Linked DNA regions of Homo sapiens: region 2 is linked to region 1. Evidence: read pairs that join two places in POLR2A ChIA-PET (ENCODE). Cell type or tissue: IMR-90. All regions are shown on one strand. Links, peaks and the distances in the headings refer to the core of each region. The heading gives the core; the rest is flanking DNA. Region 1 has its middle 26 kb from the start of DIRC3-AS1. Region 2 overlaps TNS1 (tensin 1).

Region 1 (7,415 bases), core at 896-5,895:
CATGAAATATGAACCAGATTTCAGTTTGGGATTCAGCACTGGTATAGAAGTGCAGACATGCAATGAAGTTCAAGATTATAAAGGGTCCATTTTGGCTAAAATATAAATCATAGGTAGTGGAGGATATTGGAGAGGATTCTAAATGCCCAGTTAAGAAGCTCACACACAGTGGGCTTGACCCTAAGGAACTGTTGAGGCTTTTTAAGCAATGACATGATAGAAGATGGGCTTGAATAACATTAAAGAGTGTTAATAACATAAACCATATTATTATAAAATAACATTCAACAGGAAGCCATGAATTGGTTGGATTGATCAAAAAAGAGGGAAAGATGAAAGGGCATGTGAGAACTCAAGAGTTTCAGGACACTTGTCTCAGAGACCCGGAGTTACTGTGGCATGATAGGACAGCTAAGAAGAGCTGCTTCCAGACCAGGTCATGGGTATAGAGTGCTCAGGAACTCTAGTCCCAGATATCAGGGTCTTTAATGGAATACAACAGAGAAAAGGACCAGAGTGGCTAGCTTGGACTTAGGTATGGCTGGACTTTCTAGTTCTACTTCAGCTTATAGTCCTAAGATTTGCTACTCTAAAGAGAATTTAATCTGTTCGCCCAGCATTGATCAGACTCCAAATGAACTGATGGAATTCCTTTTACTAAAAAAAAAAAAAAAAAAAGGCTGGACACCGTGGATCATGCCTGTAATCCCAGCACTTTGGGAGGCCAAGGCAGGTGGATCACAAGGCCAGGAGTTCAAAACCAGCCTGGCCAACATGGTGAAACCCCATCTCTACTGAAGATACAAAAAATTAGTTGGGCGTCATGCTGCATACCTGTAATCCCAGCTACTTGGGAGGCTGAGGCAGGAGAATCACTTGATCCCACGAGGCAGAGTTTGTAGTTAGCCGAGATCACGCCATTGCACTCCAGTCTGGGTGACAGGGTGAGACTCCATCTCAAAAAAAAAAAAAAAAAAGTGAATGATAGTTTGATGACTCAATCAAAGGTGGCTTGACAGATACCTTTTTTTTTTCTTTGAGATGGAATCTCGCTTTGTCACCAGGCTGGAGTGCAGTGGTGTAATCTCAGCTCACTGCAACATCTGACTCCCTGGTTCAAGCGATTCTCCGGCCTCAGCCTCCCGAGTAGCTGGGATTACAGGCACGTGCCACCACGCCCAGGTAATTTTTGTATTTTTAGTAGAGATGGAGTTTCACCACATTGGCCAGGATGGTCTTGATCTCCTGAACTTGTGCCTCCCAAAGTGCTGAGATTACAGGCATGAGCCACCGCACCCAGCCTCCTTTGCCTTCCCTAACTTACTCTCCACTCTCTTTTATGTAGAGCAATGCATTAGTGACATTCATATTGCTGATGAGCCTGAAATACTTACACTGATGGCTGGTTGGTGTATTGTTTTCCTGGAAAGAGACAGTTCTTTTTCTTCTTTTGCTAGGTGGTTCTTTCTATTCTAGAAAGAATTAAGGTTCTATTCTAGAACCTTAAATGCACACCTCGTCCAAGATTCCATATTTACCTTCTCTCTGGACATTTAATCATAACCCTCAACCATGTCTTTTTGCTGATGACATTTCAGTATCTCCAGAATTCATCCTTTCCTTTGAATATAGTTTCCAACTGCTGGATTGATCAAAAAAGAGGGAAAGGTGGAAAAGCAGGTAACAGGTATGGCAATAATTCGGGAGTTTGAGGACACTTGTCTCAGAGATCCAAGATGTTCCTACCAGGATATTCCACTAATGCCTCAAACTCAACATGACCAAAAACAAGCCGGTCACATTCTTCCACAAACAAGTTTGTTTCTTTCTGACTTCCCAGTTGATTCATGACCCCATCATTCCTCAACTTGCTGATACTTGACCCTTGGAACAGCCTCTGACTCGCTCTTATCAACTGTCCACCCTAATTAATGCATGCCAAACCCTTGTTTATTCTACCACCACATCTCTTAAAGTTGGCCAGCCCCTTTATCTTTATTCTAGTATAGTGTATTGTCAAGAGTGAAATTTACAACAAATCTAGTTTAAAGGTCTAGTGGGCTTTTATTTGTGATTCTAGCATAGGGCAACACCTCATTCTATAAAATAGAATAAATGTTCCAAGAAGCTGAGTAGAAAGAGTTGGCTTTATAGGCAGAAAAGGGCTGGAGAAAGCAGAAACAGAACAAAACTTGAATTGATGGTTTCAAATTGCTTTTCTCATAGAGTTAAAGCAGAGAGAACTTCTTTATCATGCAGGCTCAGGTAAATTGAACCCCTTTTGATGGGTTGCTGTGAATTTCCTGTTTTTTTGGAAAACTCTCACATTTTAGAGTTCAGTGGCACCTGAACATTGATTATGTGGCACTTAACATGAGTGACTCCATTCTGGTTTGGTCTGGTCTGCTGGGGCCTAGTGAAAGGGGCTAATCCAAAACAATGGCCTCCCATAAACCTTGTTTAATAACAGTATATAGTATAGTATGGTATAGTATAGTCTAGTTCAGGTTTTTATTGTCTGTTGCTTAGCTTTTTACTTGGAATATAACCACACTCCTTATACTGCCCTCCTCCAAATAAATAGCACCTCATCCTCCTCTGGGTCTGACATGGTTTGGATTTGTGTCCCCACCCAAATCGTATGTTGAATAATCCCCAGTGTTAGAGGAGGGACATGGTGGGAGGTGATTGGATCATGGGGGCGAATTTCTCCCTTGCTGTTCTTGTGTAGTGAGTTCATTCTCCCAAGATCTGGTTGTTTAAAAGTGTGTAGCACCTCCTTCTTCTCTCTGTCCTGCTCTGACCATGTGAAGATGTCCCAGCTTATTCTTTGCCTTCTGCCATGATTGTAAGTTTCCTGAGGCCTCCCTAGTTACGCTTCCTGTATAGCCTATGGAATTGTGAACCAATAAAATCTTTTTTTAAAATAAATTATCCAGTCTTAGATAGTTGTTTATAGCAATATGAGAATGGACTAACACAGCATCTCACAGTATTTTGCTACATATCATTTCTATTTGTAGCTCTCTTATGATAGTAATAGCTAAAAGCAATACTAGGTGCCAGGCATTGTCATACACGCTTTACATATATTATCTCTTTTAATCTTCACAGAAACCTTTTGGGATAATACAATTGTGAGCCACATTTTACACATGAGAAAACTGAGGCACAGAAAGGTTAAGTGGACTTTCCCAGGGCAGGAGCGGAATTTGAATCCAGGCCTCTGCATCTCCTAATAACAAAGTGCCACATTGAACCTCTTGTCTTCTTTTCCAGACTGTAAACTCCTTAAGATGAGGATTTCTCTTTATAACCAAGTGACTCTTGCACAGTGCCTTACTAATTGTAGCGTGAATGAATGACAGTTTTGCTTGATGGTAGAATTCAGGGAAACATCAAGCTGGAAGTCATTTGATCCTGCTATTCCTGTAGAAGTGAGACTGTAGCTAATTCATTCTGGATGATAAACTTTAACCAGATCAGATCATTCAAGTAGGCCCAGCTAGAGTAGAAATGACCCAAGAGAAATCAGGCTGCAACCTGCATGAAATCAGACATTGGGCTCAAATGCGTGTGTTAAGCTCTGCCTCTCCCTTAAGTTCTATTATTTATGGACTCTTTTTCTTTTGCTGCATACCTGAAAACCCACACTCTTCTTAACTAACAAAAGAAGAATCTGAATTACAGACTTAGAAACACAGAGTATGTAGTAAAAGAGTATTTGCAAATGTGGGTGGAGCAGAGGCTCTCTGGGAGGCTCAATATAATTACTTTTTGGCTGAATGAGCTTGCAAACCTCTTCTAGAGGCTGAGCAGTGCTATTTCGTGCCGCTACCACAGGCATTTTCTCTCTGAAAAATCAACGACCCAAGAAAGCAGTTGGTGGTGGGAGGAGGGAGAGTCCCTGAGCTAATCCTTGAGGTTGAGGCAGAAACACAGCTGTTTTGGATTCAGCCTGGGGAGATCAAGGGGAGACAGGACTGCTGTATTTGGAGAGGCTTGTCTTCAGTTGGCATCATTCTGAGCACTCAAGTTCTCTGTCAATAAGCACTTTATGGGAGAGATAAATGGATTTGGAGCTGAGGATAGGGGAGGGTGTCTGGGAAATAATAAACATATTATCTGAGACCTTCCATCAAGCCCCTTCACTGAAGTGCTCAAGGACTCAGACATTGAGTTTAGCAGAGGCAGAGTGGGAAGGAGGGAGACTCTGCAGCCCTTTGGGTGAAGCCGGCTGCAGAAGTCTGGTCTAACAATAATAGACAGCATTAGAGGATCCGGCCTCTGTAGCTTGCTTCACCCACAGTGGTACCAGGTTCCGTGCTGAGGGATTATCAAATGACAGTTTGGTCACCATCTTGACAATGAGACTAGAAACAATTGGCCTCCTATGAAGAGAAAACATGAACATTCATTCTAAAGGGGTATTGGTGAAAACGTAAATTAGTACAACCATTATGGAAAATAGTATGAAGGTTTCTCAAAAACTTAAAATAGAACTGCTATAAGATCCAGCAATCCTGGGTACATATCCAAAGGAAATGAGGTCTGTATGTTGAAGAAATACCTGCACTCCCATGTTCATTGCAGCACTGTTCATAATAGCCAAGATACAGAATCAACCAAAGTGTTTACCAACAGATGGACGAATAGATAAAGAAAATGTGGTTATATAAACAATGGAATACTATTCAGCCTTAACAAAGAAGGAAATCCTGTCATTTGCAACAACACAGATAAACCTGAAGGACATTATGCTAAGAGAAATAAACCAAGCACAGAAAGACAAACACTGCATGATCTCATTTATATGTGGAATCTAAAAAGGACAAACTGGCCAGGTATGGTGGCTCACATCTATAATTCCAGCACTTTGGGAGGCCAAGCTGAGAGAATTCCTTGAGGCCAGGAATTAGAGACCAGCCTGAGCAACATAGCAAGACTCTGTCTCTACAAAAAAATTTAAAAATTAGCTGGATGTGGTGGTGCATACCTGTAGTCCCAGCTACTTGGGAGGCTGAGGCAGGGAGATCACTGGAGCCTAGGAATCTGAGGCTGCAGTGAGCTATGATTGTGCTGCTGCACTCCAGCCTGATCAACACAGTGAGATCCCTTTTCTTAAAAAAAATAAAATAAATAAATAAATAAAAATTAAATAAATAAAAAAGACAAACACACAGAAGCAGAGAGTAGAATGGTGGTTACCAGAGGCTTGGGCAGGGGTGGGGTAAGGTGGTGGGATCAAGGAGATGTTAGCCAAAGGATAAAAAATTTCAGTTAGGAGAAATAAGTTCAAGAGGTTTACTATACAACATGATGACTATAGTTAATAACAATGTTTTATATTCTTGAAAATTACTAAGAGAATAGGTTTTAAGTGTTCTCATAACAAAAAAGTATAACTATATGAGGTAATGCATATATTGATTAGCTTGATTTAGCCATTGCACAATGTATACATATATCAACATATATTGTACACCATGAACACATACAGTTATTGTTATTTAAAAATAAAAATTTACAAAAATTGAACAATAAATTTAAAAACAAAGAGCGGGTGGCAATATTCTGCAAACATGGGAGGTGAAAGTAAATACCTGAGTGAAAGAAAATGCTGCTATCTATTTTGCATAATTACATCCCTTCCCTACATATTTTTAGATCCAAAAAGAACCCTTCCCAAGAAAGTATAGGCTTTGGGAAAGGTAGATGCAGGCACACTCTGGTCTTGAGGTACCAAAGCATTTGTTAATGACTTTATGTTATTAAACATGGCCTTCCCATAGACAGCAGGCCAAGGAATCGGGCATTAGTGTTGAGTTTTGAAGATCATGATTCTGGAAAAATGACATCCTTAGCTCAATTCCCCTTTAGTGCAGCTCAGGTGTTCCTAAATCCTCTAGAAGAGTCTTGTGCTGTTAGTAACTGGCTGATTACACAATCTTCAAACAAGTAAATGCATAGCTCCTATTCTTATTTTACCAGATAGATGCCATGTCCTAATCCTAGTACATTCCCTCTCCCAACGCATTTGCTGATACAGTGAATGCATGCTCCATTTTGTTGCTCCCATTATACCCTTCTTTTATACACTTTCTGATCTGGCAGCTACCCAAAGCTCTACTCTTAACATCTGTTACATTCTTTGCCACACAACCCTCCTCTAGCACCTCAGGATAAAGAAGTTTTTCCCATCTCATGACATAGAGTTCTTTTGCTCTAGAATCAGTTAACTGTTCTCATTGCATTTTCATCGAAGATGTGGATGTCCTCTGTCACACCTCTTTTCCTTTCTTATATTTTCTACGTTTTCATATTTCTATATTTTGGAGTATGCAGCTCTTTCTGCCTAGACTTTATCTCATGCAGCTCCACTGTAATATGCCCCAAACTGAACTCTCTTCTCTTCATTCCCTTGCCTCTTCCTCCACTCTGCCCCTAACACTCCTAGCCTCAGATTTCTCATCTGAGTGATTAACACCATCATGAAATCTCTTCCTGAAATAAAAGTTTAAATATCTTAGATATACCTATTTTTCTTACCCTCCTGTATTTCTCTATCATTTTCACTTTCAAATCTACTTCCTAACTTTCTTTCCTCTCCTTCTTAGCCTTGTTCCCATCATGTCTCAGTGGACTATGGTTATAGCCTCCTAACAGGGTTCCATCAATTTTCTACACTGCCTCTAAAGTGGCTATTCTGAGACAGGATGCTCAGTGGAACTTTTACTGTGGTCTCACAACTAGCGTTCTCACCATCAATACTCTAGGAGGGGTCCATCTCTCCTGCCTGAGCCCAGTTCTATAAAACAGAAGATAAAGGAAGAGTGGTGGGGACAATCATCAGACTAATGACTTGCAGGTCAAGTGGGGAATGAAGTATATTTCTCTTGCCTACATCAAGAAAGGGTCAACCAAGATAATCTCTTTTAGAGACTGCAGATGCTCCAAGAAGTGAACGCTGGAATCCCGTTCCCTTATATAGAGGTTTGCTTGAGTTGCACACTTGATGAACCTGATGAGCTTTCCTGCATGCATTTTCCCCTCAACAGCCTCCACCCCTTCTCACTTCCAGCAGGAAAAAAGACAACTTGATAGAAAAGGGTAACATTCCCTCCTTTTATCTTTGCATGGAGACATGGGATTTCTTTGGGTCAAATGGACACTACAGAATGAAGCTGAGTTTATGCTGTTTTGGAAGATTTTGTCTTCCCTGCTCTCCACCCAAGAGATATGGCCAATGTATCCTAGCACCCAGTAACAATAGGTTGTGACACCATGAAGCAAGGAAAACTCTGTTGGAAAAAAATAAGCTGGGACTTGGTCTCTCCAAATCCGGCAACTGATATGAATCCCTTCTCCCCAAGGGGTCAAGAGGTAGCATTTGTAGAAGGCACTCACCACCAGCC
Region 2 (7,415 bases), core at 1,313-6,312, 710 kb before region 1:
ATGAGTGTAGCCCATGTTGTTTTTCCATTCATCAGTTGGTGGACATTTGGGTTGTTTCACTTTTTGGTTATTATGACTAATGTTGCCATGAGGATTCATGTACAAGTTTTTGTGTGGACATCTGTTTTCATTTCTCTTGGGTGTGTGTAGTTGGGAGTGGAATTGTGGAGTCATAGGGTAACTCTATGTTTAATGTTTTGAGGAGCTGCTCAGCTGTTTTACACAATAGCTTATATTGGTTTTCTAGGGCTGTCCTAAAAAAGTATCACAAACTAGGTGACTTAAAACAACAGAAATGTATTGTCTCACAGTTCTGGAGGCTAGAAGTCAAAAATCAAGGTGTTGGCAGGCCTGTGCTCCCTCTGAAACCTGCAGGGGCCCTTCCTTGCCTCTTTCCAGCTTCTGGAGGTTTCCAGCGATCTTTGGTGTTCCTTGGCTTGTAGGTGCATCACCCATCCTCTGTCTTCACGTGGTGGCCTACCTGTGTCCTCACATCATCTTCCTTCTGTGTCTATGTGTCTCTGTGTACAAATTTTTTTTTTTTATCAGGAACTGTCATAGATGGTTAAGGCCCATCCTCATGACCCCATTTTAGAGCTTGATTACATCTGTAACGACCCTACTTTCAAAAAGGTGCTGGGGGTTAGGACTTCAGCACATCTTTTGTGAGGGACATAATTCAACCCATAACATAGCTGTGCCATTTTACATTCTTGCTAGCAATATGTGAAGTTTCCAATTTTTCCACATCCTTGTCAACACTTGTTATTATCTGACTTTTTGATTGTAGCCATTCTAGTGGATGTCAAGTGGTATCTCATCATGGTTTTGATTTGATTTCCCTGATGAGTAATGATGTTGAGTGTCTTTTCATGTGTTTATTGATTATTTGTGTATCTTTTTTGGAGAAATGTTTATTGACATTGTTCATTTAAAAAATTGGGTTATTTGTCTTTTATTATTGAGTTGTAAAAGTTCTTTATACGTTCAGGATACAAATTCCTTATCAAATATAGATCTGAATTTTTTTTTTCTATTCTCTGGTTGTCTTAAAAGCCAGTTTTGAATTTAGTTGAAGTCTAGTTTATTTTTTCTTTAGTGGCTTGTGCTTTTGCTTTCATATCTAAGAATTTATTGCCAAATCCAAGGTCACAAAGATTTACCCCTGTTTTCTTCTGAGAGTTTACAGTTTTGGCTCTTATATTTAGGTCTTTTATCCATTTTGAGTTAATTTTTATATATGATGTGAAGTAAGGTAAATGCTGTTTTGCATGTGGTTATCCATTTGTTCCAGCACTATTTGGTGAAAAGATCATTCTTTCCCCACTGAATGATCTTGGCATCATTAGTATTAAGTTTCAAAATTGGGAAGTGTGAATTCTCTGACTTTATTCTTTTTCAAGGTTGTCTTGGCTATTCTGTGTCCCTTAAATAAATTTTAGGATCAGCCTGTCAATTTCTACAAATAAGCCAGTTGGAATTCTGATAGGGTTTGCATTGACTCTGTGGGCCAACTGGGGGAGTATTGCCATCTTAACAATTTTGAGGCTGGGAGTGGTGACTCATGCCTGTAATCCCAGCACTTTGGGAGGCCGAGGTGGGTGGATCACTTGAGGTGGGTAAGGAGTTCGAGACCAGCCTGACCAACATGGTGAAACCCCATCTCTACTAAAAATACAAAAATTAGCCAGGCATGGTGGTGCACAGCTGTAAACCCAGCTACTCGGGAGGCTGACGTAGGAAGATCTCTTGAACCCGGGAGGCGGAGGTTGTATTGAGCTGAGATTGCTCCACTGCACTCCAGCCTGGGTGACAGAGTGAGACTTTGATCAAAACAGGAAACAAAAAACACCAAAAAACAATTTTGAGTTTTCTGATTCATGAGCATGAGATATGTTTATATTTATTTATATCTTCTTTAATTTATTTCAACAATATTTTGTAATTTTAAGAGTATATATTTTTTACTTCTTTTGTGAAGTTTTTCTTCAGTATTTTGTTCTTTTTGATGCTGTTTTAAATGGAGTTGTTCTTAATTTCATTTTTAGGTCTTTCATTGTCAGTATATGAAAATATAATTGATTTTGTGTAGTGATGATTTATCTTACAATCATCAGTATTTATTAATTCTAATAGTATTTAAGGGGTTCCTTAGGATTTTCTACATACAAGATGATGTCCTCTGTGAATATAGTTTTAGTTTTTCCTTTCCAACCAGGATGCTTTTTATTTCATTTTTTGCCTAATTGTCCTGACTGGAAACTTCAATACAATGTTACTAGATGTGGCAAGAGCAGAAATTGTTGTCTAGTTCCCGAACTTAGGAGGAAACTATCCAATATTTCACCACTAAGCATGATATTAGCTGTGGATTTTTCACAGATGCCCTTCATCAGGTTGAGGAAGTTTCCTTCTATTCCTAGTTTGTTGAATGTTTTTGAAATCATGAAATGGTGTTGGATTTTGTCAAATTCTTTTAATGATGATCATGTAGTTTTTGTTTTTTTAGTCTATTGATACAGTATAATACATCAATTGATTTTCAGTTGTTAAAACCACCTTTCATTCCTGGGATAAGTCCCATTTGGTCATGGTGTATAATTCTCTTTCTTAAATGTTTCTGGATTCACTTTGCTAGCATTTTCTTGAGGATTTTTACATCTATATTCGAAAGAGATATTGGACGGTAGTTTTCTTTTTCCTTTGATATCTTTGGTTTTGGCCTCATAGAATGATTTGAGAGGTGTTTGTTTGTCTTCTATGTTTTGGAAGAATTTGTAAAGAATTGATATTGATTCTTCTTTAAAAGTTTGTGGAGAACATTTAAACCTGTGAAGCCATCGGGACCTGGGCTTTTCTTTGCGTGTAGTTTTTTGATTGCCAGTTCAATTTCTTTATTTATTATAGGTCTATTCAGATTTCTAATTTCTTCTTGAGTCAGTTTTGGTAGTTTATGCCTTTCTAGGAATTTGTCTATTTTATCTTAGCTATCTGATTTATTCATGGTATTTCTTCATAATTCTTTTTATTTCTGAAAGGTTGGTAGTAATGTCCCCTCTTTCACTTGTGATTTGAGTAATTTGAGTCTTCTTTCTTTGAATCTTAATCAATCTAGCTGAAGTTTTGCCAATTTTGTTGATCTTTTCAAAGAATTTACCTTTTCCTTACTTTTGCTTATAGCCACTGTTTATTTTTTATTTTTATTTATTTATTTATTTATTTTTGAGACCGAGTCTCGCTCTGTCACCCAGGCTGGAGTGCAGTGGCTTGATCTCGGCTCACTGCAAGCTCCGCCTCCTGGGTTCATGCCATTCTCCTGTCTCAGCCTCCCAAGTAGCTGGGACTACAGGTGCCTGCCACCAAGCCTGGCTAATTTTTTTTGTATTTTTAGTAGAGATGGGGTTTCACCGTGTTAGCCAGGATGATCTCGATCTCCTGACCTCGTGATCCGCCCACCTCAGCCTCCCAAAGTGCTGGGATTACAGGCGTGAGCCACCGCACCCGGCCTATAGACACTGTTTATTAAGTATCCCCTGCATGGTGACTACGTGACACTCTTCTCATTTAATCCTTGAAATACCACATATAAAGCAGATGTGATTGTTCACACTGTCAGATGAGCCATTGAAGGGAAAGTCTTAACACCAGTTATGCAACCAGCAGGCAGTGATGTGGGCTTCCTGCTCGGGTCTGAGAGTCTGGCTCTAATGTCTGATGGATTTCAGTACAGCAAGGGACCTTTCGTGTTCCACACTCAGCCTCTACTCCCCACAGCTGTGACTTCATGATTTTCTGACTTTATCATTGCTTAGGGGAGAGCAATGGGTCAGTGTTCCCTTGTGCTGTTCAGTGAGCCTCAGCATCGCTTGGTGAGCCTGTTCAGCATACTCCTGCCCTGTCAAGTTTGACTCAGTGCATCTGGGGTTAGACTTAGGGATCTGCATTATTTTCCAACATCTGATGCTGGGTCCCTGGCAGCGCTTGTGGAGCCCGTGTTTGCCCTGGGAAATGCCTCTTCAACTTAACTGGATGCAGGCCCTGGGGAAGTTACTGCTTCCCCTGGTGTCTGTTCTTCTGGCTTCAGCTTCGCTGGGGATGGATTCAAGGATGAGGTAGGTTTTGGGGGAGAAGCTACTTTCTCTTGCTTTATAACAATTTTGCAAGAAGCTTTAACTTCCCCTGACATCTTTGAGTCTCTCTCTCTCTTGCTGTCTCCTTACACACGCGCGCGCGCGCACACACACACACACACACACACACACACACACACACACACGCAGCCTGCTCCCCATAGCAGGGAGGGGCAAGGCTGGGGGTGAAGAGACACTGAGCTGTGACTGGCTTCTCATTTTCCTGGAATGTGGCTCCCCAAAGGTCTCATATTTTTCAGCGTTTCTGACGCTGCGGCTGTGTAAACATCACACAAGGGTTTGCTGCATCTGAGAGACCAGAGGAGTTAGAGAGAGGGGGAGGGTAGGAGCCCAGAGCAGAGAGAAGGGCAAATGGGAGATGGAGAATGGAGAGAGAGAGAGAGGAGAGGAAAGTCCTGGGGTCCTGGTGGAACAGGATGCTGGATGAAGCACGCTAGAGGGAACAAAGACCAGTGGAGTCCCACTGAGCAGGTGAGGGATCTAGGAGGGCGGGGTTTGTGGTGTGGTACCAGGGGAGGGCAGAAGGTCCAGTTCAGGTTAGGAGCTCTATCGGTGAGGTGGGAGGAGACCCCTGGTCCACACCAGCCACCCTGGCTGCTTCTGGCTTCTAGCTCGGGGGGTCTGTGGTGCCCGTTGAGCTGGCTAAGCAGGGAGAGCAAGGCCTTTGCTGGTGGACGGCCGCCTCCCGGGGTGTGGTGAGCCTGGCAGTGGTGAGTAGCAGCTCCTTGCCTCCTGGGGCTCCACCTTGGCTGAGAGAACCTGCTGGTGTGGAGGGAGGCCCAGGATGCCTTATGAGAACCTAGCATTCTCTGCTGCTGGGCTCTGCCTGGAGGCTCAGACTCAGTTGTAGTTCTCTGAGCCTCCCAAGCCACTGACCTAGAACTACCCACTTCCTGAGCCTGGACAGCAGGAGAGGTGGCCTGGTGCATGCAGTTGGAGTCCCTGTGGCCTCCGGCTTAGGAGGCTCTTGACTCTGCTATTTACATGAACCTTGTTGTATCAGGCAAGTCACTCCCACTCTGAAATCAGGTTTCCTCAGCTGTATAAAAATGGTGACATTGATATCTTGCTGATATCATGCTGACCTTGCAAGGTTGGTGGGAGGATTAGAGAGAATGTAGGTAAAATCCTGGCATGTGATAGGCTTTTGCTCAATAGATAACTCTTGTTCTATTCTTCTGAGATCCTAGGATAATAAAGAGCTAAGTGCCCCAGAAATAACAAACAGCTAAGTGCCCCAGAAATCCACCAGCCAGCAGGCCAGGGCAGCTCCACTGAATGACTGTGGTTCGCGTTCCCTTAACCTGTTCCAATGGATTCCTCTGCCTGCAGCCACCTGCTGGCCCTGTGTATTCCCCTCCCCTGCAGTTGTTTATCTCTGCTCCGCCCTGCCAAGGATCTTTGACACCCCTGCTCCCTCTCTCTGGGGGTTCTGGCTCCTGGCTGATGAGTGACTTGGCCAATGCCCCTTGCAGCGGGCAGGTGGGTGGGATGTTAGCGGGGGGCCGTTAGGAGGAGAGGGGTGTATGTGTCTTGGGGCACAGCAGAACACAGAGCGAGTCACAGATTAACCCCCTGGCCTGTTTCCTCTGGCGCGGCCCGGCGCACCCAAGCGAGGGTGTCCAGGGGTGTCTGGGTTCAGACTAGGTCCTGTTCAAGGAAGCAGGGGAGGAAGGTCACTCGTGGGTCACATGTGGTTGGAGGAGCAGCAGGAAAGCCCTGGAGCCCTCGTCTGCATACAGAACTCACACTGGCTTGAATTCCACATCAGCGCGCAGCTTCCAAAACTCCTATATCCTAGCACACACAGGATCTATTTAATCTAATCCTCACAGCAACACTACAAGATAGGTATTAATATAATCGCTAGGGCACAGAGGAGGAAACGCCTCAGATGATTGAGCAGTGCGCTCACACAGCCGGTAAGGTGGTGGAACCAGGACCGGGGACTTGAGCCCAGGCTTAGGGAGAGGCCTGGGGAGAGAATCTGAGCTGAGTGCCAAGTCTGACTTTTCTTCTTCAACACTCACTATCTCTGACACTGGACAAGTTGCACAGCCTCTTTGTGACTTGAGTTCTTGATCTGTAATAGTCATAAACATAGATCTTGCTTCATAAGATGATTGTAAGAATTAAATGCATTAATGCCTACAAAGTGCTTAGAGCAATAGATAAATGCTAGCAATTATGATCAGCACCCCTCTGTGAATAAAGTCTGAGGACAGAGGCTGCAGTTGGGTTGGGTGGAGGAAGTGAGTGTAAACTGGCTTGTCATGTTTTGCTTTACTGAGGCCTCCCGAACCTCCAGGGAAGACAATTTGAATGTTCTCCACTGGACCAGCCGTCTTGTGAGGAGGTGAGCTCTCAGTAGCTGTCTTACGTTGTGGGGAGGAAGGTTGGACTGGAAACAGTCAAAGTCTCTTGTTTTAAGATTTGGGGCCTGGGGAGTCAGAGCTGATTTTTAAGAAATTTTACCACACCCGACTAATTTTTTTTTTTTTTTTGTATTTTTAGTAGAGATGGGGTTTCACCATGTTGCCCAGGCTGGTCTCAAACTCCTGAGCTCAGGCAATCTTCCCACTTAGGCCTTCCAAAGTGCTAGGATTAGAGGTGTGAGTCACTGAGCCTGGCCTTTTTTTTTTTTTTTTCGGTAAATGTACATATTTTCATGGCTCACGTGATGAGTTAATACAGTCATATAATTTGTAAAGATCAAATCAGTGTAATTGGGATATCCATCAACTTAAATATTTATCTTTTCTTCATGCTAGAAACACTGGAATTATTCTTATCTAGCTATTTGGAAATATACATTAGAGCCGATTTGTTTCCTGCCTCCCCTGCTTATAGCTGAGTAGCCTTGGGCCATTTTCTCAAGTGCGCAGGTTCTCAGCTTCCTGGTCCATAAGCTGGGGTCATGAGTCCTGCCTGCAGTCTTGTGGTGAGGATTAGATGAGCTAGGTATGGAGAGTGCTTTTACGCTCCCGGTGCATGATAGCCAGTGACCTGTGATGGCTGTGGTGTGGTGGCGGTGGCATGGTTATTGTCATTAGATGCAGTCTGGCTCTCTCCAGGTGATGACCCCGTGCCGGAGCACCTGTGCCAATTATCCCTGGGCCAGTTCTGTTTTCCGTGTTCCCTGGGTGGTCTGCATTCTTCCTCCTCTGCCCTCTTAGTCTGAGCATCCCTTGTCTGATTCCTGGAGGTATCTCGGGACCTCTCAGGTTGAACTCCTCTCCCCTTCCAAGGACTTAATTCTTGAAC

Evidence for each region. ChIA-PET counts read pairs that join two places held together with the same protein. Peaks named below come from ENCODE experiments on the same cell type or tissue, not always from the same donor. Only the 100,000 strongest peaks of a DNase experiment are listed, where the experiment ranks them.
Region 2: POLR2A ChIA-PET joins it to region 1 with 13 read pairs; 1 of 35 experiments calls an interaction of 5 or more read pairs at or near these places.

What each region holds. Positions count from the first base shown.
Region 1 is chr2:217,252,845-217,260,259 of GRCh38, reverse strand. No RefSeq gene overlaps it. Among named protein-coding and RNA genes, the nearest start is that of DIRC3-AS1, 26 kb to the left of the region's middle. In IMR-90, for the core only: no CTCF peak of the experiment used is centred there; no DNase peak of the experiment used is centred there; H3K27ac peaks cover 505 bases.
Region 2 is chr2:217,963,130-217,970,544 of GRCh38, reverse strand. All of the region lies in intron 3 of TNS1 (tensin 1), which reads left to right. Among named protein-coding and RNA genes, the nearest start is that of TNS1-AS1, 12 kb to the left of the region's middle. RefSeq lists enhancers at 5,210-5,746, 5,747-6,284. In IMR-90, for the core only: no CTCF peak of the experiment used is centred there; a DNase peak (open chromatin) is centred at 4,354; H3K27ac peaks cover 2,516 bases.